Regions from separate parts of the Homo sapiens genome. Here region 2 is linked to region 1. A link is an interaction called in ENCODE POLR2A ChIA-PET data of the cell type or tissue named here. Cell type or tissue: A673. All regions are shown on one strand. Each heading gives the region's core, and the rest is flanking DNA. Links, peaks and the distances in the headings are about the cores only. Region 1 has its middle 190 kb from the start of OTOL1. Region 2 has its middle 250 kb from the start of OTOL1.

Region 1 (14,719 bases), core at 9,720-14,719:
CTATGCATCTGACAAGGGACTAACATCCAGAATCTATAAGGAATTTAAACAAATCAAAAAGAAAAAAAAATAACTGCATTAAAAAGTGGGCAAAGGACATGAGCAGACACTTCTCAAAAGAAGATGTGCAAGAGGCCAACAAATATATGAAAAATGTGCAACATCATTAATCATCAGAGAAATGCAAACTAAAACCACAATGAGATAACAATCTTGCACCAGTCAGAATGGCTATTATTGAAAGTAAAAAAATAACAGATGTTGGTAAGGATGTGGAGAAAAGGGAACATTTATACGCTGTTGGTGGGAATGTAAATTAGTTCAGCTACTGTAGAGAGCAGTTTGGAGGTTTCTCAAAGAACGCTTATCTACTGCATTTTAGAATCACCTGGGAGAATTTTTGAAAATACTGCTGCTCCAGGGGCTAGGATCTGAGCTTTAAATGTTTTTAAAAAGACTTCTTCCAGTGTTAAGAATCAATGCCAAAATAGATTTTGTTTCAACTCGTAAGCATTTCCTGTAATTAAAAAATGTAAAAGACAGATGATCAGAAACAAGAGGAGCATCTTAAAATTATAAATTTACAAATGCACAAGTATTTTGGTTTATCTTTTAGTTGTTAGTTTCTAGTTTTATTGCATTATGATGAAAATTATAGTTTTCTATGATTTGTATTTTTGGAAATTAGGTGTTTTGTGAGCAATCTTTGAAAGTTTTATTCCTACATAAATAATGTGCATTTTCTGCTTGATGAGAAAATATTTTCTTTATTTGATATTATGCTTATAAGTTAACTTTTTAAAATCTCCTTTCTCCTAATTTTTGTGTATTTGATGTAACCATACTTGGAGACATATGCAAAATCTACCTCTCTATATAAATTTTGACTTGTAAATTTTTCCTTATACTTCTAGAATTTTGTGTTATATTTTGATGTTAATTTTTTGGTATATAAAATATGTAACTCCTTGTAATTTTTTGGTGAATTGTTTCTCTTATCATTTCAAATAATTTCCAGACATTGAATTCTATTTTGTTACAGCTACATTTCTGGGGAGAAAGTAAAGATTTGTCTGAAGATTCATCTATCCATCTGGATTGCACATATTATCTATATAATCTTATATATAATCTTATGTATAATCTTATATATTATAATCTTATATATAATCTTATGTATAATCTTATATATTAAATCTTATGTACAATCTTATATATAATCTTATATATAGAGACAGATCTATCCTCACTATAGAGATATAGATATCTATATATCATCTATATTTATATCTATATCTTCTATATCATCTGTATGTATCTATATCACTTCATATGTATAACTCTCTCTATATATTTTTTATCTTATTTTTAATCTATCTGTGTCATTTAGTTTTAACTATCTCATTATCAATCTATGGCTGGATTAGTAGTTTGGAATCCAATGTGACAGTCTCTATTTTTGTGGCAGAATATAACCCATTCACATTTTTTATGTTTATTGATCACTGAATTTATTTCTGCCATCTTTTTTGGTGTCATCCTTTAGTTAAGCTTAATTTTCTCCTCCTTCTCTGCCTTTTATTATTATTTTCTTTCTACAGATTTATCTTAAATTTTAGGCAAAGCTATTTGTATTTTCACATTCCATGTGTTTAAAAAGCAAACATTTGGATCTATATTACTATTTTTATATGGTACATGTCTATATTCTTGAATCATGTCTTTTTCTTGTATTTAGTTTTTATTTTTGTGAAGTGCAATATTGAATACATTCTCAAGAAGTTATTTGAGAACAGTTTATATATCATAAATTTTCAAAGAATGTCTTTAATTTTTCCTGACAGTTGAGTTTAATGACATACTTCTGTTTTTTTTTAGTATCCGTTAATAAATATGGTACATATTATAGAAAAAATATGTTTTGTTTTTCTCAATTGTATTAACATGTTATCTGTATCTTTGGAATTCAGAAATTTCACCAAGATATGTCTAGGTAAGCTTCTTTATCTTAATTCCATACAGGATTCTTTCAATTTAAAGTTTAACGTCTTTTAGCTCAAGGAAATTTTCTTCAGGAGTCTATGTCTTCCCCTGTCTTCTCTCTGTCTTCTTCTGAAGCCCCTATTAGTCTTCTTGCAGACTTCTCAGATAGAATTCTCTACCTTTAATATTTTCTCACAAATTTTTCAACTTTTTATCTTTTGTGTATTGTGTTTGATGATTATCCCTGAGTTTGTTTTTCCAGCTCAAATAATTAATCTTCTACTTGGATTTGTTTTACTACTCTATCTATTGGTCTCTTGACTTTGGAAATAATATAAAAAATTTCCAAATATTCTCATTGCTTCTTTTTCATAGCAGCCTCTTCTCACTTTTCTCCTTCTCCTTATTTTCATCTTTCTCCTTCTTCTCTTCCTCCATTTACATCTTCTTTTGATTCTTTGTAATACTCTAAACCTCTGGCTGTATTAATTATACTTAAGTCCATTTAAGTAATTATACTTATTGAAGATTTTCTTTTTCAAAAATAATAAAGTTTCATCAGAAGTTACCTTTTCTCTTGGTAAGGTTTGGTATCACCTGTCTTTTTTCATCAAATATTTGGTGCTTCTTGTTTGTTTGTTTGTTTGTTTATATAGATGAGAATTATGCTCAGCACTAATAGTAGCTTGTGTATCTTTCTTAAGCCTGAGTGAGTATCTTACTGTTTTGGGAATAAAAGAAGATTTGAATGAGTAAGAAGGATGGGGAAATTCTTGTGGCATAGTCCATTTTCCTTCAGAGGTCACAAACCACTGACTAATGTGAAAATTGGAACATTTTATATGAAATTAGAGATTTTATTTTTTCTTGAAAAATATAAAAATTTAGCAAATAAGAGTCTGTGTCTTTGCATGGCAACAACTGGCTAGAACTAAGTCAAGTCTGCCCTTTCCATGTGCTCCTGTTTGTCATAGTCTCCATCACTCCCATCATTTAAACCCTACTCATTTCAGTGATGTTCATCTGTCAAGCCCTTTTGACATATGAGCTTTCAATCACTGCATTATGGCATAAAGGTAACATGTCTTCTAGAGATGAGGGTCGGTGTCAGTTACCAGGGCATTCGCTCTCCTGATACGATTTGGATGTTTTGTCCTCTCCAAGTCTCATGTTGAAATGTGACCTCCACTATTGGAGGTGGGCCTAGCAGGGGCTGTTTGGTTCATGGAGGTGGATCTCTCAAGAATGGCTTGATGCCCTCCCCATGGTAATGAGTGAGTTCTCCCCACCCAAATCTCATCTTGAATTTTAATCCACATAATCCCCATGTGTCAATGGAGGCACCCAAAGTGATTAGATCATAGGGGCAGCTTCCCTCATGCTGTTCTGGTGATAATGAGTGAGTTCTCACAAGATCTGATGGTTTTTTAAGTGTCTGGCATTTCCCTTGCTCACACTCACTTCTCCTTCCTGCCGCCTTGTGAGGAAGGTGCCTTGCTTCCCCTTTGCCTTTGCCATGATTGTAAGTTTCCCGAGGTCTACCCAGCCATGCTGAACTGTGAGTCAATTAAAACTTTTTCCTTTATATATTACCCAATCTCAGGCAGTTCTTTATAGCAGTATGAAAATGAACTAATACAGTTCTCAATCTGTTAGTTTATATGAGAGTTGGCTGTTTAAAGTCACCTGACACCTCCTCTTCTCCTCTTGCTCCCTTTTGCCATGTGATACACCACTTGCCCTTTGCCTTCTACCATGATTATAAGCTCCCTGAGACTTTACCAGAAGCCAAGCAGATGCTGATCCCATGCTTGTACAGCCTGCAGAACTGTGAGCCAAATAAACTTCTTTTCTTCATAAACTATGCAGCCTCAGGTGTATAAAGAAATTTAAAGCAATGTACAACAGAGTAACACATCCCCTCTCTAGCTCTATGTCCATTCAGAAGTCTCCTAAGTCAGACTTGCACTGTTATATAGGTGGTTTTATTTTATGGTCAACTGGAGTTAGTTTTTCGGAGAGCAGTGAATTAGTTTTTCCACAGGCTATTTCGTTAATTAAATGATATATCTGTTTCTTTTCTAGCCCACTACTTCTTCGATCTAGGGGCAAGTCTAGTGTGTTTGTGTGGGGGATTTATTCTTGTGGGAAATATTCCTTTTCCCAAAAAATTATTATAATAAAATACTAATACATAAAAATAATGGTCACCTATTACTATGTCAGAATTTACTATTTTTGAGGCACTAGGATTAGTATTTACTATTACAAATCATCCTAAGAGCTCCTTAGTTAAATCAAGTATTATCGTAACTTTTTAGGTTTGAGAAATAGAAAGCAAAAAGAGTGTGAGAAATTTGCTGAAGGTAACATAGTTAATGAGTAGAAAGGGTGGATTTTGAAGCCAGGTAATCTGCTACCACCATTTGGGCCCTTAACCGCTATACCAGATGCCTTTCTACTTAAGATGATCGCTTCCTTTGGGGTTTTCCGTATTTGCAATATAGCTTTCAGAAATTCTGCACTCTTTTCATCTTTGGATGTTATTTTCACTAGTTTTTCTAAAGTGCAGTTTGACTTTTTTTTGGTGGTGGGGGTATGTTGTCCCATTGGGAGAGGGCTTAATCCATCATACAAATTGTCTTGCTTCCTAACTAAACAGTGATCCTTGATGGTGAGGAGATTTATCTTATGTATCTTTAGATCCTTTACTGCAGCACATTGCCTGGCTGACAATGACATTCAACACATGTCTAGTTTGAAAATAACTGTTTTTGTTTCTTTTATCCTTTGAAATGTTATATATTGGGTAGATATTTATATATAATGTATTAAAGAAAATCTATTTAGACCATTTAAATCAAACCATATTTCTTGACATTTTTCATAATTGTTTCCCCTTGGTATATGGATTTTTTGAGCTTTAGTGCTCTCATTTAGGCTGTTTATTCAGTCATACATCCATTTGGGTATCCAATCATTTATTTTTTCTTTCATTTAACAAAAGTGCATTGATCAGTTGCTATACACAAAGCAATACTATTATTGGCCCTGATAAAAAGGAACTTACAAGCTAGTAATGGAAAGAAAATCTCTACACATATAATTATGTTACACATTAACATGTACAAAAAGACAACAGATAACAAGCTCTGGAAGTCCTTGAGAGAGAAGTCATGAAAAGGTACTGAAAAGCTAATATTAATTGGATGAATTTTGAAGGAGAGAAAAAATTGGAACATGTGGTGATAGCAACCTTATTGATTTCCTATAAAGTAATGCAATTTAAAGTGTATATATATATGTGTGTGTGTGTGTGTGTATATAAATGTGTTTGTGTGTGTCTGTGTGATATCCTAATAGCAGTACAAATCCTCTGTTTTTAACAATGATCATCAATTCAAAGAAATATCTTTGAGATATATGCAGTCCAAATTAACTTTGCATTCAACTTTACATTCTTAAAGAACTCAAGTGGATGTTAGATTTTCTGTTTTCTTTTCTTTCTTTTTTTTTTTGATAATGGAAAGGAACTCCTTCCCAGTGTGATAGTTTGATATTTTGACAGAAACCCAATCATTCTCCACTCAATATACTATAAAGGGCAGAAAGCCTGAAAAGTCAAAATCTACTTTAAGTTTTGGAACTTTTCAAAATTTATTTCAGCTATTTTTGATAAAATATAAGAGTGTGATTGAAAATGTTATGGGTAAAATTGAATACATAGCCTAAGTAATGAAATTCTTGAATTTTCCAAGTATCAGTGAGAGACCTATTGGGCTAAAACACTTGCACTGAAAGGACGTCATCTTTGAAAGGTGTTCAACACAATTTATCTTGAATTATGAGTAATATGCTTTGATTTACCTCTTCAGAGATCTGTTTGCAGTGTGAGACTGAACACAGCTTTGATTCTTTGGAGGAGCTATCCACGAGGGCAAAATTAATGAACGTCACATTCTCAACAGTCAGTCCTGGGATAGAGACATACAAGAAACCAGGAGAAGAACTTTGTGCTGGTGTAGAACAGAACTATAACATGCTTCTGGGTGTGGCAGCTTATTTCTCTCATCTGATTTGGAAAGGAAACACTGAGGAAGATAGAAGCTGGGTAGCTAAAGACTTAGTTGAGGAGGAATTAGAACTAGTGCTGAATGGTCCTCTTGGTTCAACTGGCATTTATTTATTTATTTATTTATTGAAAATTTATTTTAATCAATTATGAAGGAGAACTGTAAATGGAGGGAACTTTAAAAAGATAAAAAGCTATGAGTATCCTTAAAAGGATGGCTAAATGACTCTTCTCAGGCATTAGCTGATTCACTACTGCAATTATATTTCAATTTAATACACTGAATACCTCAGTGTGCTTCCTTGACACACACACACATATATATACACATACAAATATAAAATAGATTAAAAGTAAAATTTAAAATTTCTAATCTATTGCTTTCTCCTGCAACAAAATATTTATACTGCTCTCTTAATTTGAATCTAAAATTATTGTTTTCTTCATGCTGTTAAATGAGACTTTTCCTTGACATATTTTTCATTTCGCTTCCAATACTGGATGTTATTTAGTAAAATATATGTATGTAAACAAAGGCCTTAAATAAGTTGTGAAGTGTACAATTAGAAGCAGTGTTCATGCTGGGCGCGGTGGCTCACGCCTGTAATCCTAGCACCTTGGGAGGCAAGGCGGGCGGATCACAAGGTCTGGAGTTTGAGACCAGCCTGGCCAATATGGTGAAACCCCGTCTCTACTAAAAATACAAAAATTAGCTGGGCGTGGTGGCGGGTGCCTGTAGTCCCAGCTACTTGTGAGGCTGTGGCAGGAGAACCACTTGAACCTGGGAGGCAGAGGTTGCAGTGAGCCGAGACTGGGCCACTGCACTCCAGCCTGGGTGATAGAGCGAAACTCCGTCAAAAAAAAAAAAAAAAAAAAAAAAAGGCACTGTTCATATAATTAGGATAAAGTTTTTCCTCTTGATATTGGTTTAGCTGGTTTTCAAGTACATTCATTCAAAAGAGGCATTAATCAGGATTGTAGTTCATCTCTCTTTTTATAGCAAGCCCTGTGGCTGTGTCATCCCCGTGGTCCATTAATCTCTTACTGCATTACCCTGAAATGGTGTTGGTTATAAGTAATCATAAACTGTCAGCTTTGAAAAGCTAACATTTGTTAGCTTCATAGACATGAAAAAACTAGTGATAAGTGATGTTGTTAAAAAGTCAAATTAAATGTTAATTGATGCGAGGGCACAAAACAGCAAGGCACTTAAGAGTTTAAATGCAGGCACTACATTTATCAGAATTGACAAATTATCCTGAAGAGTTTCCATGGATATCTGCCTTTATATTTTTCTCCATCACCATTTTCCATGTAAGCATATCACAATTCAAAAGTAGTTAGGATACCACTCTTGCTGAGTGTTTACATAGTCTCATATGAAGCCATAGGCACGATTCTGATGCCATTGTATATATTTACAATGTTTTATTTTTAAACAGTGTGGTGCTCTAAGCAAAGAATAAAAGAACAGACTATCCTAGAAATTTGCATGAGGAGAAAAGAACATGCACACTCTTGGGGAATTAAAGAGAAGATTCTTTCTTAATCATCTCATACATTTAAATTACCCAGATTTGCATAAATGCTGAAGTGTGAATTGTTGCCTTAAAAAAAAAAATTCAATTCCTTTCAGACCATTGCTAATTATTCTTGGCTAATGTGGTAAAGTTAGAGGCACAGAAAGTCACTGATAATCCTGGGCTGTCTTCCCTAGAATGCTGACAGAAGGCGTGGTTAGTTTAAATTCTCTGGTTGATAAACAAGGCAGAAGTAGGCTAAAATGTGACTAAAATAGTTTTGCTTTTTTGGATCTTCGGCTGCTACTAGACTACAAAAAATGGAAACGCATTCTGGCTGACTCTAGAGGCATCACTGCTTTTATAGAAATGTTTAGTTAATCACAGATGTGTTTTTGCTAGATTTTCCTATCATTAGAACTAGTCCAGAGCCGGTTACCTGGCATGAATTTTGGATTCTGCTTGGTACGTTTTAATGTGCCAATTTTTCACAAAATATCTACTTACGAAATAATGGTATATATATATATATATATATATATATATATATATATATATATATATATAAAATAAAGGACCTAGGCTTTTTTTGAATTCTATTTAGGTGACTATTGATTTGTTATTTATTTGTATAAATAATTTTCTGTGGCCACATAAAGATTCCAATGAACATTCCCTTTTAGGGCAAGATAAATTGAGTATTCTGACCTAAGACTGACACCTGTTTACAGAATATATGAGTTAAGAATTTTTCTTAATGGCTTGGTGGATTTCCACAGCTTAGTACTCACCTGTCATTTGAATAGTCTTGTTTTCCTGGTAGGATTTTCTTTCTTCTTCATTAGAAATTTACTTGCATTCATGTTGTCCTCCATAGTAGAAAGACTTCATTCAGTGAGGCACATTTTTTTTTTTTTTTTTTTTTTTTTTTTTTTTTTTTGCTGGAAAGAAGTTTGAGAGGCCTCAAGGCAGTAGAGACAATCAGTTTGTGTTTGAATGTAAGCATTGAGAAATTAAATTGAATTCAATGGCTATTACTGAGTGGCCACCTTGTGCTTTACTGGACAGACTACAAGAAGAAATCTAAAATACAATTCCTGCCCTCTAGGCTCAAACAGTCTATTTTAAAAGGAGTGGCAAATGAAGTAGTGGGAGCCACTCTCTATAGTGGTTCAGAGTACCCAGCACAAGGGGTGTGACTGAGGGGAGTGCAGGGAGAAAACCTTGCTTTTGCTGTTTCCCTAGCTAGGTGTCTATGAGCCTGAGTCTGCCCTAAAGGGCAGTTATATGATATGTTACACGTTTCTTGCCAGCTATGCAAGAAACATTTCCTGTAACTTAACAGAAGAAATATTTAGTTTTAGTTTAAAAAACCATCCAATTTATAGTTCTTGTCAGCAGGTGGCTTTCCTCTATGCAGTGATTCTGGCTGGGACTGAGGCTCCTTATAGCTTATGATTTTACCATTTTCACCAAATAATTTCCAAAATATTAATGAGTTGTCTACTTCAAGCCACAGGCAAAAGAGAGTATGGAAACTCATATATAGGAAATATATAATGGCCCAGACACACATCAGTTCTGCTTATGTTCCATTGACTAGAAGTCTATCACGTGGCCACACCTAACCTCAGGCAAGCCTGGGAAATGTAGTCTAGCTGTGAGCCCAGGAAGAAGAGGAAATGGGTCTGATAAATAGCTAGCTAGTTATGTATCTGCCACACTTTGCCCTTCTAGTTTTCTATCATCCATGTCTATGTTTATGTCTATATCTCTCTATATATGTGTACACATATACCTATTGATAATTGTTTCACAATCGTATCTTTCAAGAATAAGTATGTTGTAGAGCTAGTACTTAGGTTGATTTTGCTTTGGTCTCAATATCTTTTAATACAGGGACAGGGAATTATGCCTGGTCTTAGTATTGTATAACACAATGTGATATAATAAGTATATATTTGTACTCTGCCCCTGGTTTTGGAGACAGAGCTTCTAAAACCTTTGTAGATGGAGATGCTAGGAGAATCTTTTATTCTAATATTTGATCCTTGACCCTGGATCTTGACACGGAGTTCCCAAGACCTTTGTAAATTTTTGAATGATAGAAGCCTCTGGCACAGAACTCCTAAATCCCTTGGAATTTCCTGGGCTATAGGTACATCTTATATTCTAATGAGATGACTTTTGGTGGGATTGTGGATAGCTTCAGGATGGGGCTAGTTGCCGGGGAAACCAATCATGTGATTAGAGGATTGGAACTTTCAGCCCTAACCCCTTGACTTCCAGAGAGGGGAGAGAGGCTGAAGGTTGAGCTGATCACCAAATAGCCAATGATGTAATCAATCATAACTATGTAATGAAACCTCCATAAAAACCCAAAAGGAGAGCTTTCAGATTCCTGAACACATGGAGGTGTCTGGAGAGTGGCATGCCTGGGGAAATCATGAAAGCTCCAAGTCCCCACCCATAGACCTCACTCTGTATATCTCTTCATCTGGCTGTTTGTTTATATTCTTTGCAATATCCTTCATAATAAATGGGTAAATGTAAGTAAAGTGTTTCCCTGAGTTCTGTGAGCCATCCTGGGAAATTAATTGACATAAGGAGCTGGTCATAAGAACCATGATTTATAGCTGGCCAGTCAGAAGTACAGGCGACAATCTGGGACTCGGCCTCTGAAGTAGGAACAGTCTTGCAGGACTGAGCTCTCAACCTGTAGGATCTGATGTTCTCTCCAGGTAGATGGTGTCACAATTCAACTGAATTATAGGACATGCAGTTGGTGTCTGCTGGAAAATTGCTTGGCTGGTGTATGGGGAAAACCCTATACACATTTTGAAGACCAGAGATGAAGTATTATGTGTTGAGTATAGTATTGAGTGTGACAGTAGAAAAAAACAGTTTTTTTCTCCCTCACATCCAGGGACAAGAAATTGTGTCCTTATACTTCCCAAAGAGACAAGCTAAGGTAGCATCTAGCTTCAAGTTAACAATGTCTTTGTATGTAGCATCCAGTTTTTAGATTTGAATGTGGCTCTATGTTGTCTGGTGGTCTGTGAACTAAAAGGAAAAACTAAGACAAACTATTTGCCCTTCCCACCTCACACCCATGGCTTTCACACATGCTCTACAAATAATGGTAAAACAGAGACAAGGTAGCCACGCTAAAAACTTCTGTCACTGAAGTGGAATATTGGAAAATTACTAATACCAGTTACCTCTGGTTCACAACATTAATGACTTCTTGTGGCAGGCATAGTGTAGACTCTCTATCTAGCTTATAGTGGAAGCTTATTTATTGATTCAGTTCTCTGGAAGAAACTCCCTTGTCCAATGTTCTCAATGGCATCTTAATTCCACTGGATGAGAGATTCCTCCTTGTCCGTTATCCTCTCTGGCCACAGTAGAATTAGGAGTTGGAGAGTATGTCTTCCTTAGGAGCTGCATAACTTTCATAGTTACTATGTGATGGTGCAATTTTGCTGTGCCCAAGAATATGCTAATGCCTGAACAAATTAAAGAATTTTTAAAAAACATCTTACAGATTCTTTGGCAATGCATTTATCTTAGAAACTTGGTAAGCTTCTGGTATATTTGTTTCCAGTCTGTTCCGATGCCAAGAGCCACTCCCAAAGTTCTTTACTAGACATACTTCTCTGGCTTCCTTTCCCTCCCTCCCTCCCTCCCTCCCTCCTTCCCTCCTTCCCTCCTTCCTTCCTCCTTCCCTCCTTCCTTCCTTCCTTCCTTCCTTCCTTCCTTCCTTCCTTCCTTCCCTCTTTCCCTCCCTTCCTCCCTCCCTCCCTTCCATCCATCCATCCTTCCTTCCTTCCTTCCTTCCTTCCTTCCTTCCTTCCTTCCTTCTTTCCCTTTGCTCTTGAAAACAGAGACCATGAGACCAGCCTAGCCAAAATAGTAAAATCCTGTCTTTACTAAAAATACAAAAAATTAGCTGGGCATGGTGGCTCACACCTGGAATCCCAGCTACTCAGCAGGTTGAGGCAGGAGAATCACTTGAACCCAGGAGGTGGAGGTTGCAGTGAGCTGAGATCACACTACTGCACTCCAACCTGGGTGACAGAGCAAATTTCTCTCACAAAATAAAAAAAAAAAAGAAAGAAAAGAAAATGGAAACCAATATACTTTTTTGTGCCTTGTACTATATTTTAATGAGATCAAGCCTACTTTCCTGTTCCCGTGTTAAACAATATTGAGATCAGGCAAAAATAACTTAGCTGCTTGCTTGAGGACATTCTTGTTCCTAAGAGATAATACTGTGAAACAACAAATACAGCCACATTTCACAGCTTGCTCATTAAGGCCTTTACCTCGCTGTGCCCAGCGATCCAAAGCTTTGAAAATCTATGGATGCATTTTATTTATCTAGCACTCACTATGCTTCTTAAATATGTCTTAGTCAGTATTTATTCTCTGGATTGATTGGAGGTTTTCCAGCCAGAGAGCTAAGGTGTTAGGGTTCTGAACAAATTTCTTGATCTTTATTCACTATCTCTTTCATGATGAGGCACCCATTTTGCTGAGACTCTTATTTAAGAAATCTTCAAGGTCTTGTTACTTATTAAGAAACTGCATGGTCTCTAACACCCTCAGTCTTTGAGGAACAGAAAGAACAAATGAGATTCTAAAATGAAACAACTTCAAAGCTCTGAGAGTCCTTTGAACTTTTATGCTCTAAGGTATTTTCATTGGCCCTAATGATAATAAGATTCACTTCTTTTCACATTCATCAATTTTTTGTCATAGGTTAGAAACAGTCTGATTCACGAATTGAGGAATATTCCCTTTAATTCTAAACCCTGTCTTGTTGCAAGCAGGATAATACTAATACTAATACTGCAAAGGGCTGATGCAGTATATTCAGTCTTGTCCTCACCAGGTACAGGAAGCCTTTTCTCAACATTCTCCTAAACCACCTTTGTATAACCTAAAATGTGAAGACTTCGTTTTCTGGAATGGATGTTAAGGATGGAAAGATCCTTAATCTCTATGAAATGGAGCAGCTGACAATCTGTATTTTATAGAGATGGTCAGCTACTCTTAATCATTAGCCGTGTAGTAAAACTGTGAGGGGTTTTATATGGGGCTAATCCTTGATTTATGTCTACCAATTTAAGAGACATAAACCATCCTCAGCTCGTTAAAGTCTTCTGACCATAGGCCTCAAGCTGATAATTCTTAGGTGTGTATCCTTCAGAAGCAGAAAATTGAGAAGAGACAGTTTTTAGGTATTTGGAAGTAGTCGACAACTGCACAAAGTAGATAGCTTCTGCCCAGACCCACAGAATAAAATGTAGTTAAACAGAGTCACATATTGCCGTGTTTTAATGAGCATGTGCTTGTTGATTTTTTCTATCTGTTTTATATATTCTGCATTAAGGTTCTGGATTTGCTAACAATGCATTTGTTATCCTTGAACTATGCTATCCATAAAGCCCCTATTTTTAATATTTTTCTTTGCATTACTAGCAACTTCTTGGGATACATCTAGTGTCTGGCTATAATTTTCTTGTGATTTGGTTAAAGAAAAATGAAACTAACTTGGTTCTATTAGTACCAATTCCTTCCAATGAATTAGCCAGTATCTTGGTTGTTTGGATTCAACTACTAAGGAAATTCTTAGATTGCAAACATACCACAGACCAGACAGCCAAAAATCTAAACCACTTACGTATAACATCTAGTATGGGAGGTTTCTGTTTTTGTTAAAACATCCAAGGACTTTTCACAGCAGTTGGCTTTTGTAACAAAAATTTCACAGAAATAGAGCTTGGAATATGACTAAGAAAAATATGGTGTACCAGTGAAAACCATCTGCTGTGGACTGAACTGTGTCCCTTACCCAAGTTTGTATGTTGAAGTCTTAACCCCCAAGTAATGGTGTTTGGAGATGGGGCCTTTGGGAAATAATTAGGTTTAGATAAGATCTTGAGGGTAAGGCCATCATGATGGGATTAATGCCCTTATAGGAAGAGACCTGAAAGTTTATGTATGCATCTCTCTCTCCCTCTCTTTCCTTCTCTTTCTCTCTGCCATGTGAGGACACAGAAGGAAGCTCTCTGTAAGAAAAGAAGAGCGCTCTCACGAGAACCTGACCATGCTGGCACTCTGATCTTGAACTTCTGTCTTCCAGAATTGTGAGAAAATAAGATTCTACTATTTAAGCTACCCAGTCCATGGTATTTTGTATGGCATCCAAACTTACTAAGACACCATCTCATTTTAACAGACTTCCAAGAAGGCTAACTTCTTAAACTGAAATTAATACTATTTTACTATAGATATAACTGATGATCTCCTTAATTTAAATCTTACCATCTGACTGTAATCCACTCTTACTTAGTGGCACTAAAAGTGTACAAAATAACTAGACAACCTCGAAGGGTATTTTGTCTTAAAAGAGAACATTGGGATACTCATAGCAAATGGTTTTGGATTTTTGCATGAAAAATTTTCTAGTTATTACTAACAAACTGGATAGGGTCTTGTTATTTCAGTAACTTAGGTTTATATTCACGATTATACTTGATATCACTTAGGTTCCATTTTGATATATTTTTCCCCTTTCAAAAAACAAAAACAAAACAAAATAAATCTTTAGGTAATTTAATTCAAAAAGAAGAAAAACCATGTCTCAACTTGAGTCCCCAAAACTTAGCTTCTAAAAGGGAATTTAGGATCTTTTTCTTCTGTTGGTGATGATTCAAAGCAGGCAGTCATAGACATAATATTGTTCTGTTTAACACTACAGAATTTTCTGGAACCTTTAATATTTCTAAAAACATCAGATAAACAAGTAAATGACGTACTACCGTCTCTTCACATTGGTAATTGTGTCTGTTCTCTTGCTTTAATTTGGGTACTCTTTAGTCTGGGTTTAGAATTGGATTTCAAAGTCTGATCCTAATACTTTTCTTAGCGTTAGCCTGTGCTGCTGTGCTCAAATGTGTTTTCTTCAGACTCTTAAATGCTATTATGTAGCCACTTTTGATCAAATGCTCCAATAAATAACAAGGAATTATTATTATTATTATTTTACTTACCCAACATTTCATTTTCTCACAGTTCTGGAGGCCAGAGGCCAGAAGTCCAAAATTAAAGGGTGGACAGGGTTAATTTATCCTGA
Region 2 (14,639 bases), core at 9,640-14,639, 60 kb after region 1:
TAATAACTGTATTATTCAATCCTCTTTAGTTGTTGTGTTTTTTTTTTTTTTTTTTTTTTTTTTGGCCAGAGCAAACTTTTAAAAAACTACATCAGATAATTTATCTTCCTGTCTAACTCACCTACAACACTACACCTCTTTGGGTTCCCATTATACCCTGAATAAAGCCCAATTTGCTTAACACATGGCCTTATAAGATCTGGCCTCAGGAATATGTCTTTAGGTCTGCTCTTATTACATATCCATCTTCCTCGGTGTGATCTAAAGTGATTTTTCTTTTTCTTGAACTTATCCAACTTCCCCCACTCAAGGCCTTAACATTTTCTAGTCTTTCTATCTAGATTAGAATAGTATTATCATTCAGGTTTCTGCTTGACAAAATTTATTTAAGAGGATATTACTGACCACATTCTATAAAAGAACACTTATGTCCCCTTATCTTGTTTATTTTCTTCAAAACACATATTATTATCTATGATTGTTGCAGGAAGTCAGGGACCCCGAATTGAGGGATTGGCTGAAGCCATGGCAGAAGAACATAAATTGTGAAGATTTCATGGACATTTATTAGTTCCCCAAATTAATACTTTTATAATTTCTTATGCCTGTCTTTACTGCAATCTCTGAACATAAATTGTGAAGATTTCATGGACACTTATCACTTCCCCAATTAATACTCTTGTGATTTAATATGCCTGTCTTTACTTTAATCTCTTAATCCTATCATCTTTGTAAGCTGAGGATGAATGTCGCCTCAGGACCCTGTGATGATTGCGTTAACTGTACAAATTATTTAAACAATATGAAATCTGGGCACCTTGAAAAAAGAACAGGATAACAGCGATGTTCAGGGAACAAGGGAGATAACCTTAAAGTCTGGCTGCCTGTGGGCCGGGCAGAACAGAGCCATGTTTCTCTTCTTTCAAAAGCAAATAGGAGAAATATCACTGAACTCTTTTTCTCAGCAAGGAACAGCCCTGAGAAAGAGAATGCGTGCCTAGGGGTAGGCCTCTAAAATGGCCCCTCTGAGGATGTCTGTCTTTTATGGTTGTACATAAGGGATGAAATAAGCCCCAGTCTCCTGTAGTGCTCCCAGGCCTATTAGGATGAGGAAATTCCCACCTAATAAATTTTGGTCAGACTGGTTGTCTGCTCTCAAACCCTGTCTCCTGATAAGATGTTATCAATGACAATGTGTGCCCAAAACTTCATTAGCAATTTTAATTTCGCCCTGGTCCTGTGATCTCACCCTGCCTCCATTTGCCTTGTGATATTTTATTACCTTGTGAAGCATGTGATCTCTGTGACCCACACCCTATTCGTACACTCCCACCTCTTTTGGAAATTGCTAATAAAAACTTGCTGGTTTTGCAGCTCAGGGTGCATCACGGAACCTGCCGACATGTGATGTCTCCCCCGGACACCTAGCTTTAAAATTTCTCTCTTTTGTACTCTTTTCCTTTATTTCTCAGACCAGCCAACACTTAGGGAAAACAGAAAAGGACCCATGTGAAATATCGGGGGCTGAATTTCCCCCAATACATGATAGGTGTAATGATTAACCCAGAGTGTCAACTTGATTGGATTAAAGGATGCAAAGTATTGATCCTGGGTGTGTCTGTGAGGGTGTTGCCCAAGGAGATTAACGTTTGAGTCAGTGGGCTGGGAAATGCAGACACACCCTTAATCTTGTTAGGCACCATCTAATCAGCTGACAGCACTGCTAGAATAAAACCAGGCAGAAAAATGTGAAAAGAGAGACTGACCTAGCTTCCCAGCCTACATTTTTCTCCCGTGTTGGATGCTTCCTGCCCTTGAACATCAGACTCCAAGTTCTCCAGTTTTGAGACTCAGACTGGCTCTCCTTGCTCCTTAGCTGCAGACGGCCTATTGTGGGACCTTGTGATCATGTGAGTTAATACCTAATAAACTCATGTGTGTGTGTGTGTATATATATATATAGTATATATATATACACACACACACACACACACACACACAATGAGTTTATTATTTATACACATGCACGCACACATATATATTCCATTATTTCTGTTCCTCTAGAGAGCCCTGACAGAAATAATGCAATATATATGTTTGTATATATATTGATATATATAGATGTTGATATATATATATATATATATATATATATATATATATATATGCAGGTGGTCTCCAGAAGCTGCAAAAAATGAGAAAACACATTAAAGTTTAATCAGACAAGCTTAATCAGACAAGCGGAACCACTAGATTAAACACACATAGACACACATGGAGAATATCAAATGCAACTGCAGAACCTGGTTAGGCAGTCTCTTTACTGCTGTTTGCCTTCACATCTGATCTGATGCTTGAACTTGTTCACTTGGGAAGGGAAGGTGGATATAAATTGGGAGAGAGTGGGAATGAACTGGAACACACAAACTAAAGTCCACGAGGACTGACTGAAGTGTCAGTTCTTATTGCCTCTGACTTTGATAGCACTGATGTCCTGCAGAAGTCAAGGAGCTTGTTGTCATGGAGCTAAACACACAGATCTGGCCCAGTAGTTGGTAATGCTGAAAGAGAACTGGGAGAAGGTGGAGCAGTTGCAGGCCTGGTAGCCGTCCTATGCCAACACCATAAGCCAGAAGATAGGTAAGATGTGTGAGCAACAAAATGAGTGCCGCTTCAATTCCTCCCTCCAAATGCCCCATGAGAATCTCTCCTGTGGTTGATCCACTCTCACAGAAAACACACAAAGAAGGGTCTTTTGGGAAATGTAGTTCAGCCTAGCCAAGTTGGCTGATTGTCAAGTCACTCACTACAGCATATTCTCTCTCTTAAGATGTCAGATTTTTAAAAATTTGCGTAGTGAACATAGATTTATGACTAAGAATAATATATAATCAATGTGGCCTTTTCACCAATATTAAGTGGTGTGTTTTTAAACCCTGCACATATTTCTTTATTTACAAATATGACCATATAAATTAAGAGTTTGAAGCAATCTCTGTGGAGCTTGTCCTGCCTACAAGCTTAGGTTAGCTGGCATTTAAAGGGTTTCTTTCAAAATGCAGTTCTGCCTTGGCAAATATGACTTCCTCTTTGGATTAAAGATAGTGATGACATTGTACCTGATAATGCTATCTGATTGTGCTGGGGACAGTAAAAGGATTGGAACCTCTAGTAAGATTAATACATAATGTTATATGTATTTTCTCTTTTTACCAAATACAGTTGCAATTGAAAGGCTAACCATTTTATTAGTTTTTTTTTCTTACTTTCCTCCTTCACTTCAGGATAAATGTACTTTTTTTCTACCAAATTGTTATTATGTACTTTGTTAGTAATTCAGCACTAATGAAAGTGCATTAATATAGCAGGACATTTATATATAATAAGGCATTATAAGTATATTGAATTATACTTAATCATTTTTGGTAAGCATAATAATTAATATGTTTACAAAGTCAAAGCTAGATAGAGATTATGATATTGGACTCCTAGTATCTTTGTATCATTCTCACATTCAGCCAGGCTTGTAAGAGGAATCATCCTTGATTCTTTCCTTCCAATCAGCTAATTAGAACAGTCAATTAGCTAGCAATTCCTTTTAAATTCTGTTCTTTTATAATTACTGTTTTTATCCATGCATTTTTTTTTTCAATTCTTACTGCCTACACCCCAAATCAGTATTCATTATCTCAATCTTAGGTCCATATAGTGGCCTTATAACAGAACTTTTACTCTCAAATTTCTTTCCTTTCCTACAATTTATTCTGCAGAATATCGCCCACTTAGCCTTCACTGAATACTGCTTTTATCATGACATTTCTCATAAACCTTTAATATCCTACCACCATACAACAGAGGAACGACCACTCTTTAGACTGACATGCAAGATATATCTATCTCCTCTGTTCTTTCTTTATTTTTCACTTCTGTCTCTGAAACTTTGTTGAGAATAATTAGAATAATTAATAGATTCAATAAATTGAAAGGATCCAAATTTGAAACCTGAGACATCTGAAGAGTGAGAGAGGATAGAAGATAAAAAAAGATACAGTAAAAAAAGAGATACAGCAAAAATAAAGTTTTGAAAGATAATTTTAGAAAGTTAAGAGAGAAAGAGGAAGAAGATTTTGGTGTCAGCTATACTACAAGTGAGATAGTGAGAGAGAGATGAGATAAAGATATTTTTAGATGTTTACTGTAGATTATGAATAGAAACATTCCTCTGTATTTTTAAGTGACTCAAGAGATATAAATATTAATTTTAATTTTTTCTCTACCCAGTGATATTTTAAATGTGTCCAACAGTTTGTGGGGAGTGAGAACAAAAAACACCAGTTTTCACTGCCCTCGTGAAATCTTTCATCCAATAAATACAAAACTGAAAACTGGAGGAAGAGAGTCAGTTATAATGAGCACATGACACAGGGATCTGGTGTAGATTAGGAGGCCGAAGAACACTTCTCTGTGAAATAGGATTTATGCAGAAACTTGTCAGATGTCAGTTGTGGAAATAAAGGAGATAATCTATGTAAAGTATTTAGTACAGTGCATAACAAATGATATTAGAATATTATAATTATCAATCATTTGTAAACAGTCATTTACAGTTATTGTATCTTCTCTATACCTAGATTGTGAAATTGTTCGGGGTATCGCAGATATTTTCTACTTATTTTAAATCTCTGTAATGCCTAGCTCTCTATATTGCTGTGAAGTGTAGTTGAAAGAGCACAGGATTAGAGTTCTTTAGATAAGGGCTGAAATCATGACTTCGGAGCTGTGCAAATGTAGGGAAAATATTTTAGTGGGCTCCAGTTTGTTTGTTGTAAAATAAGAATTATACTACTTCAGCAGATTTCTAGGATGATTAAAAAATAATTAGCATTTTGTCTGGCATGAAATAAATGCATGGTAAAAGGTACTTTATTAATAATATTATTTTCATATTTATAAGAAATAAATATATTTATATAAGGAAGAAAATTACACAATTACATTTAAATGGACACCAGTAATTTGAAATTTATGCTAATTTGGCTGGAGGTAAGGGTGATTTGTATTATTTATAAAGAAAAATCTGGTCTGGGTATGGTGGCTCATGCCTATAATCCTCACACTGTGAGAGGTGGAGTCAGGAGGACTGCTTGAGCCCAGGAGCTCACAACTAGTCTGAGAAACATAAGAAGACCCTGTCTCTACAACAAATAAAATAAAAATTAGCCAGACATGGTGGTGGATTCCTGTGATCCTAGTTCCTTGGGAGGCTGAGGTGGGAGGATGGTTTGAGCCCCCAAGGTTGAGGCTGTAGTGAGCCATGATCATGCCACTGTACTTCATTCTGGATGACTGAGTGAGACTCTGTCTCAGAAAAAAAAAGAGAAAAAGTCTGATCAGCAAAAAAAAAGTAAGTGATATGATATATTGTTGATATCTTAAAAATTTTCTTGTTTAGAAAAGCAATTTTTATCCAGGTTACCAAAAAGTATAAAAAGAAAAAATAAAAATCACCCATAATCTCAGTCTGTCTCCAGTTATGCCCTGTTTATAGGGTAATGTGTTTCAGGATATCTGAGAAATATTTCTATATGATGAGTTATTAACTACACTATTCTATTATTTATTTATTTATTTATTATTTTTTTACTTTATTATTATTTATTATTATTATTATTATACTTTAAGTTTTAGGGTACATGTGCACAATGTGCAGGTTAGTTACATATGTATGCATGTGCCATGCTGGTGTGCTGCACCCATTAACTCGTCATTTAGCATTAGGTATATCTCCTAATGCTATCCCTCCCCCCTCCTCCCACCCCACAACAGTCTGCAGAGTGTGATGTTCCCCTTCCTGTGTCCATGTGTTCTCATTGTTCAATTCCCATCTATGAATGAGAACATGCGGCGTTTGGTTTTTTGTCCTTGTGATAGTTTACTGAGAATGATGATTTCCAATTTCATCCATGTCCCTACAAAGGACATGAACTCATCATTTTTTATGGCTGCATAGTATTCCATGGTGTATATATGCCACATTTTCTTAATCCAGTCTATCATTGTTGGACATTTGGGTTGGTTCCAAGTCTTTGCTATTGTGAATAGTGCCACAATAAACATACGTGTGCATGTGTCTTAATAGCAGCATGATTTATAGTCCTTTGGGTATATACCCAGTAATGGGATGTCTGAGTCAAATGGTATTTCTAGTTCTAGATCCCTGAGGAATCGCCACACTGACTTCCACAATGGTTGAACTAGTTTCCAGTCCCACCAACAGTGCAAAAGTGTTCCTATTTCTTCACATCCTCTCCAGCACCTGTTGTTTCCTGACTTTTTAATGATCGCCATTCTAACTGGTGTGAGATGGTATCTCATTTTGGTTTTGATTTGCATTTCTCTGATGGCCAGTGATGATGAGCATTTTTTCATGTGTCTGTTGGTTGCATAAATGTCTTCTTTTGAGAAGTGTCTGTTCATATCCTTCACCCACTTTTTGATGTGGTTGTTTGTTTTTTTCTTGTAAATTTGTTTGAGTTCATTGTAGATTCTGGATATTAGCCCTTTGTCAGATGAGTAGGTTGCAAAAATTTTCTCCGATTTTGTAGGTTGCCTGTTCACTCTGATGGTAGTTTCTTTTGCTGTGCAGAAGCTCTTGAGTTTAATGAGATCCCATTTGTCAATTTTGGCTTTTGTTGCCATTGCTTTTGGTGTTTTAGACCTGAAGTCCTTGCCCATGCCTATGTCCTGAATGGTAATGCCTAGGTTTTCTTCTAAGGTTTTTATGGTTTTAGGTCTAACATTTAAGTCTTTAATACATCTTGAATTAATTTTTGTATAAGGTGTAAGGAAGGGATCCAGTTTCAGCTTTCTACATATGGCTAGCCAGTTTTCCCAGCACCATTTATTAAATAGGGAATCCTTTCCCCATTGCTTGTTTTTCTCAGGTTTGTCAAAGATCAGATAGTTGTAGATATGTGGCGTTATTTCTGAGGGCTCTGTTCTGTTCCATTGATCTATCTCTCTGTTTTGGTACCAGTACCATGCTGTTTTGATTACTGTAGCCTTGTAGTATAGTTTGAAGTCAGGTAGTGTGATGCCTCCAGCTTTGTTCTTTTGGCTTAGGATTGACTTGGTGATGTGGGCTCTTTTTTGGTTCCATATGAACTTTAAAGTAGATTTTTCCAATTCTGTGAAGAAAGTCATTGATTGGTAGCTTGATGGGGATGGCATTGAATCTATAAATTACCTTGGGTACTATGGCCATTTTCACAATATTGATTCTTCCTACCCATGAGCATGGAATGTTCTTCCATTTGTTTGTATCCTCTTTTATTTCATTGAGCAGTGGTTTGTAGTTCTCCTTGAAGAGATCCTTCACGTCCCTTGTAAGTTGGATTCCTAAGTATTTTATTCTCTTTGAAGCAATTGTGAATGGGAGTTCACTCATGATTTGGCTCTCTGTTTGTCTGTTATTGGTGTATAAGAATGCTTGTGATTTTTGTACATTGATTTTGTATCCTGAGACTTTGCTGAAGTTGCTTATCAGCTTAAGGAGATTTTGGGCTGAGACAATGGGGTTTTCTAGATATACAATCATGTCATCTGCAAACAGGGACAATTTGACTTCCTCTTTTCCTAATTGAATACCTTTTATTTCCTTCTCCTGCCTAATTGCCCTGGCCAGAACTTCCAACACTATGTTGAATAGGAGTGGTGAGAGAGGGCATCCCTGTCTTGTGCCAGTTTTCAAAGGTAATGCTTCCAGTTTTTGCCCATTCAGTATGATATTGGCTGTGGGTTTGTCATAGATAGCTCTTATTATTTTGAGATACGTCCCATCAGTACCTAATTTATTGAGAGTTTTTAGCATGAAGGGTTGTTGAATTTTGTCAAAGGCCTTTTCTGCATCTATTGAGATAATCATGTGGTTTTTGTCTTTGGTTCTGTTTATATGCTGGATTACGTTTATTGATTTGCGTATGTTGAACCAGACTTGCATCCCAGCGATGAAGCCCACTTGATCACGGTGGATAAGCTTTTTGATGTGCTGCTGGATTCGGTTTGCCAGCATTTTATTGAGGATTTTTGCATCAATGTTCATCAAGGATATTGGTCTAAAATTCTCTTTTTTGGTTGTGTCTCTGCCTGGCTTTGGTATCAGGATGATGCTGGCCTCATAAAATGAGTTAGGGAGGATTCCCTCTTTTTCTATTGATTGGAATAGTTTCAGAAGGAATGGTATGAGGTCCTCCTTGTACCTCTGGTAGAATTCGGCTGTGAGTCCATCTGGTCCTGGACTCTTTTTGGTTAGTAAGCTATTGATTATTGCCACAATTTCAGCTCCTGTTATTGGTCTATTCAGAGATTCAACTTCTTCCTGGTTTAGTCTTGGGAGAGTGTATGTGTCAAGGAATTTATCCATTTCTTCCAGATTTTCTAGTTTATTTGCGTAGAGGTGTTTGTAGTATTCTCTGATGGTAGTTTGTATTTCTGTGGGATCGGTGGTGATATCCCCTTTATCATTTTTTATTGCATCTATTTGATTCTTCTCTCTTTTTTTCTTTATTAGTCTTGCTAGCGGTCTATCAATTTTGTTGATCCTTTTAAAAAATTAATTGAAGATGTAATTTAAAAACCTGTTCTTAAAAACTCTGTAATATTTCATTTCTTTTCAGTTTAAAAACAATTTTCTGCGTTCTTTGACAAATACATGACACATTTTCTATTATTTTGGATTTGTTTTTAATTTTAATTAGTAAAATCATTATTCTTCTTTTGTAAAACTTTGCACTTAGATGTGTATACCCTATTCATTTCAATCTGCCTTTATGTTGTATGGACTTATGTTTTTTAAAAAGTGCATGCTCTGTAGAAAGCAGGGTTAAATACCATGGGCTACAGAAGCATGCTGCTGGCTCTCAGGGAAAGGTATTACTTCGGATGACGATTTTTATCTATAATCACATTTCTTTTTTGCTATCATGAGGAGCCTGATCTGCATTATAATATTTGTTGCTTCATAGTCACTATACAGGAAAAAAATCTTTGTTTATAGTTTGAGGAGAATTTTGAAATTACTGCATAAAGATACTTGAAATTTTGCCTCATTGAAAAGCACTAGATGTTTTGAGAAAAATCAATAAACCATATTCCCACCATAACCCAAAGGGAGCAAAGTTATTGAGGTTTGAAATAGCTTACCCCCAAATCATAATTCCTCTAGCATCAGGATTTGTGAGTACCCTTTGCAGCTAAGAGCTTATCATACTGTACTTGGTGAATTATTTTCACTAAGTTTATAAAATACACTTAGTCTTTGCACATTATAAGGGATGTTCAAATCCTTTCATTAAAAACACAATGTTTTGCATGCTATTAATTTTTAAGATGCATTAGCAAATGGATCCTGAATATTAAATGAACACATTTATTTTACCCTTAAAAAAACAAAACATTAATTTGTAGTTAGAATAGAAGCTTTGTTTTCTTAGCATAAAACAAAAGACAGGCAAAATACACATGAAACCTTTCACTTAACTATGAGATAATTCACCTGAAAATTTCAATATCATTCCAAAAGTTTAGCAGGGCTGTGATGATCTTCTCTGACATCTGTTGTTCACTGTTCACAGCCTCAAATAAGCAATTCCCAACTCTGTTAGCTGCAGAGGTTGTGATGTGACTGGTTGCCAATGGGTGGCGGAGTGACTTCTTATTTGTGGATCATGTGTGTGAATAAAATCTGTCCATTCTGGAAATATCTCCCAACTAAAATTTGCAGCCAGTCAGATGCACATTATCATTAGGTTTGTGAGGCTTAAAAGATGATGTTTAAAAAGATGATGTTCATAAAAGCAGATTTTTTAAATAGAAAGTTCTATTTACAAATATGGAATTCTTTGAGAAATAGGATTTGTAATAGACATTTCCTAATTCATAATAAATGCATATTTCTCATAATTAAAGAGTCTGTAGAGGAAAAATGAAGTTCGTTTGTGGTGTATTAACTACTTAATATTAAAATATAAGAACAATGGCTCTCTCCCTACCACTATTTTCAAACATTGTCTATTCAAAATTCCAGGCTGGAAAAGAGAAACAAAAATATGTTCAGCAACTCTAATAACCAGATAAGTGCTATACACCTGTAAAGGCAAAGTGCTTTGAGTTCAAGGAGTGGAGATAGAAGCTTTATTATTGGGTGGTAATGACAAAGAAGGGATGAAGGGATGGCATTTGAGTCCATGTTGTTTGAACGTTACCTGTTTGTTCCATTTCTCCTTCACTTTGCTCTTATTGTACTGGAAGAAGTTTATTTTGGCAATTAAAAATAGATCAAAATGAATTTACTAACCATTTACGATACTACGTATTTTACTTATTTACCTTGTTTATTTTCTGATGTCTGCCACTACCACTAGAATGTAAACTTTGTGAAGGCAGGGGCTGTTGTCAGTTTTTATTGCTGCTACATCCCCAGTCCTTAGCAGAGAGATGGGGAGAGTGTAGGTGTTTAATGAATATTTGTTGAGTAAATGTTTAGATAAATTAAAAATAAATTGCAAAACATTTGCAAAGCCCACCAAAGAGGAAGAAATAAACCACCCGTAGTCTTGTCAAAGCATTGGCACCTGAAGGATTATTTTCTGTGTATTATTTTTATTATTACAATTGTATAATATAAAACAAATGGCACCTTTAGATTAGATCAGCTTTCCCAATTCATATTGTTTACTGCAGACATTTTGGAGGGTATAAAAAAATAGGAATCAGAATAAAAGTTAGCTGGAATACTATTACACAGAGTAACTGTATTAACATCTTTTTTCCCCATCTTTTAATTTTTCCTGTGTAAGTCATGACAGTTCTGCTTGTTAAATAGTTTCAGATCCATTCACATTTCCTGTATTCCTGTATTCATTGTCAGTCTCCAGCCTCTTGCTTGGATTATTTCAATTGCTTTTAAAATTACTTTATCCACATGCAGTTTTGCCTGCTCTCCATCCTTAGGTTTTGTTTTTACTACCATATGTTCTCTTCTCACGAAAGATAGAATGATTTCTTCAAAAAACATTTACTTATTTTAGTCCCCTACCTGATACTCTTCAATGGATTCCAATTGACCTTAGGATAAAATCCCTAAAACTCTTGCATGATACAGTTGGTGACTCTGTCTCCAACTTCATGACTTGATCATCTCTGATTCTTTATGATCTTTACATAATGAACTTGAAGGGGCCAGTTTCTTTCCTCTAGACCTTTGATGAAATGTTGCCATGGATGAATTGCCCTTATTACCTGCATTTGATTAAATCCTTCTCCTTATTCGAATTTCAGTTTAAGTGCTTTACAGTGGGCTTATCCTAACCACCAAACACACAGCCTGTTGTATGGTGAGTGTTGTTAATATTTGTTGCACTGAATTTGTGTTTTCACCGCATTCTACATTGTAGACTGATTTTTAAGGATATTTATCACAAGAATAGTTACAGATCCAAGAAGAAAAATAAGATAATGAGTGATTTATACTATTTATAACTGGATCATTTAATTATCATTTGCAATTTAAAAATAACATGACTCAGGTTGTTTAATATAAGTTTTACAGATGGAGAAAATCATCACTCAAGTTCTTTGGCAATAAAATGATCATTATGTTGTTTTATGAAGGTTTGTGTGGAAGGAAATCTACTTCTTGTGTAATAAATCACCTTAGAACATTTCATCAATGCAGCCTAGATATAGTTCTAATAGTTTAAATGTCACAGCAATTGTTGGAATGCAATTGCACCAGCCATTGCTTGAGAAAGCAATATTCACTACGTGGTTAGGGTAGAGAGTAAGGGGAGATGATTGAGATTTTAATATTAATCAAAAGGGATGTAAAGTAAAAAGAATTGAAAAATATGTCCAAGCCTGTAATGAGGTATTTTTAAAATTTGCATACAGCCATAGCTGAGTCTTATACCTATGTGTGATATATACTGAAGGGGGAATAAATACTGAGAAATCCTGCTTTGAGTTCTCAGCCTTCTTGCAGTATCCATATTCATGTGACAATGTTCCTGTCAACTGAATGTGAACGGAATAAATGAGAACGATTTCTCCTATCCCTGCCATCCACTCTGCTTTATTGTGGATCATGTGGACAAGGACAGTACCTCAGTGATGGCAAAAAAAAAAAAAAAAAAAAAATAAGGGAACAAACCTAGGTCCTGATACTTTTGCAGAGAAGAGCAGCTTTGTTAAGTCAGACTTTTTATGTGTGAGATAAACAAATTATGTTGTTGAAGACACCCTAATTTCGAGTCTCAATTCCATCAACAGGACTGAATGCTAATTAAACGTGTGGTCATCAAAAATTGCAATGTATCTTAAATGAATGTGGATGTGATACTGGGAGGGAAGTAGCAGAAGATGCTGACAGCTGAAGTGAATTGGAATCAGGTTCTTGAGCAGGGAACACCTGTACCAGGTTTCCAGTCTCACAAACTAATAAAAAAATATAAATTTGTTTATTAGTCTCTCTGTGGCACTTTTTTTTATTTTTGCCTTTTAGAAGCGCTTAGCAAATATGAACCTCCTTTTTATCTATTAATAGATGGCTACTCCTTCCTTCCTTCCTTCCTTCCTTCCTTCCTTCCTTCCTTCCTTCCTTCCTTCCTTCCTTCCTTCCTATCTATCCTTCCTTTGAATGTATTTTAAGTATTGGCAATAGATATTATTGGAAGGATAGAAATAGTCAAGAACTAAAAGAGAAAGAAAGACTTTTCAGCTAAAATGAGACTATAGAGTAGTGCAAAGGGAGTTAGAATTTAACAAGTGCTGGCAGGAATTATGAATAGCCTTGCTCTGCTGCACTGATCAGGTTCATATTATTGAAAGGCCTATGGATCCTCTGAGATAAGAGATTCAGGAAGATACTTCCCGTTCACAATTAATTTGGGTAAGAGTGTTTTCATTATCCATTGCTCCACAACAAATTACAATAATACTTACTGGCTTAAAACAACTATAACCATTATTAATTTCTGTGAGTCGGGGATCTGGAGGGGATTCTGTTTGTCAGTTTTTGCTTAGGATCTCTCATGAAGTTGCAGTTGGATATCTACTGGTGCTGCAGCCATCTGAAGGCTTGACTGGGACTGGAGAATTCACTTTCAAGGAGGAACATTTACATGGCTGGCAAGTTGTGCTTTTTGTGGTTCAGGGCCCTCACTTCCTGTTCATGTGGGCTTCTCCATGTTTTAAGTGTTCTTAGGGGAATGTAGCCGGCCTTTACAAGAGCAAGCAATCCAAAAGAGCAAAGTGGAAGCTGCAATGACATCTATGATTTTGCCTCAGAAATTACACATCCCATCTTGTGCTATACTCTATTGGTCACACCTGTTACTCCTGATTTAGTGTGGGAGTAAAGTATAGAAGGAGGTGACTTGGATGCTAGCATTTACAAAAACAGTAACCTAAGAATATCAAGAATCAGGGAAAAAAATGAAATAAAGTGGCTGAAATTGAATCCTAGATCTAAGTCTATGTCTTAGGAGGCTTTGTCCTTTTCATTCCACCTATTATTTTTTATACTTACCTCTGATGTGTGTTGAGTGGTTGAGGAAAGGAGTTCTTTTACCTAATAAAGCATCAAGTTGTACCTTGAAAGATATCAATAGTAGTAAGATGCTATTATTCTGAAGAATCTGTAAGCAGGACTCTAAGGGGTAAAAATTGCACTCCCAGATGGAGCCAAGAATAAAGGTGTTCTGAATGCTGGAACACTACCCAGAGGTGTTGTAGGGCAATCTGATGGGAAAAATAAAGAACTAGGCTGCATTATCCTCTGGATTCGAGTGGGATTCTTATCCACTACTAACAGGACTTGTTTTTTTGATAACGGATTCTGACTCTATTGTCCTTCATCCACCTACTTTTTTGAACAAATTTGTCTACACTTATTTTGTAGCTATCTTTTGTTTCTCTGATCCTATTGTGAAAAATTTCCCATGTTAGTAACACTTATGTGCAATGAGATTTATCAAAGATGCAAAAGCCATAGTGGATTATAAAAGCAGGGCTAAATTTTCTCAGCCATTTTACCTGATTTCAAACAGAGAAGCTCTGCTTGTATTCATTTTATATATTGCAGGTATGCGTAGGAGGTTTTTGACAAAATGGTTTTACTGCTAAAAGGATTAGGAAAATGCTGATCTACAGTATCATTTAAAATAGCTGCATCCTGTGTGTGGATGTCACATAAATTATTAAAACGACTCTCTATTGTAAATATTCAGGTGCTTTCTTACTTTTCTCTATTATAAACATTGCTGTGATAAACAATATTATAACCAACTTTTTTTTTTTTTTTTTTTTTTTTGAGAGGAGTTTCGCTCTTGTTGCTCAGGCTGGAGTGTGACGGTACAATCTTGGTTCACTGCAACCTCCGCCTCCTGGGTTCAAGCTGTTCTCCTGCCTCAGCCTCCCGAGTAGCTGGGATTACAGACATGTGCCACCACGCCTGGCTAATTTTGTATATTTAGTAGAGATGGGGTTTCTCCATGTTGGTCAGGCTGGTCTCAAACTCCTGACCTCAGGTGATCTGCCTGCCTCGGCCTCCCAAAGTGCTGGGATTAAAAGCATGAGCCATT

Evidence for each region. Peaks named below come from ENCODE experiments on the same cell type or tissue, not always from the same donor. Only the 100,000 strongest peaks of a DNase experiment are listed, where the experiment ranks them.
Region 2: POLR2A ChIA-PET joins it to region 1 with 7 read pairs; 2 of 35 experiments call an interaction of 5 or more read pairs at or near these places.

The regions. Positions count from the first base shown.
Region 1 is chr3:161,682,695-161,697,413 of GRCh38, forward strand. No RefSeq gene overlaps it. Among named protein-coding and RNA genes, the nearest start is that of OTOL1, 190 kb to the left of the region's middle. In A673, for the core only: no CTCF peak of the experiment used is centred there; no DNase peak of the experiment used is centred there.
Region 2 is chr3:161,742,859-161,757,497 of GRCh38, forward strand. No RefSeq gene overlaps it. Among named protein-coding and RNA genes, the nearest start is that of OTOL1, 250 kb to the left of the region's middle. In A673, for the core only: no CTCF peak of the experiment used is centred there; no DNase peak of the experiment used is centred there; H3K27ac peaks cover 897 bases.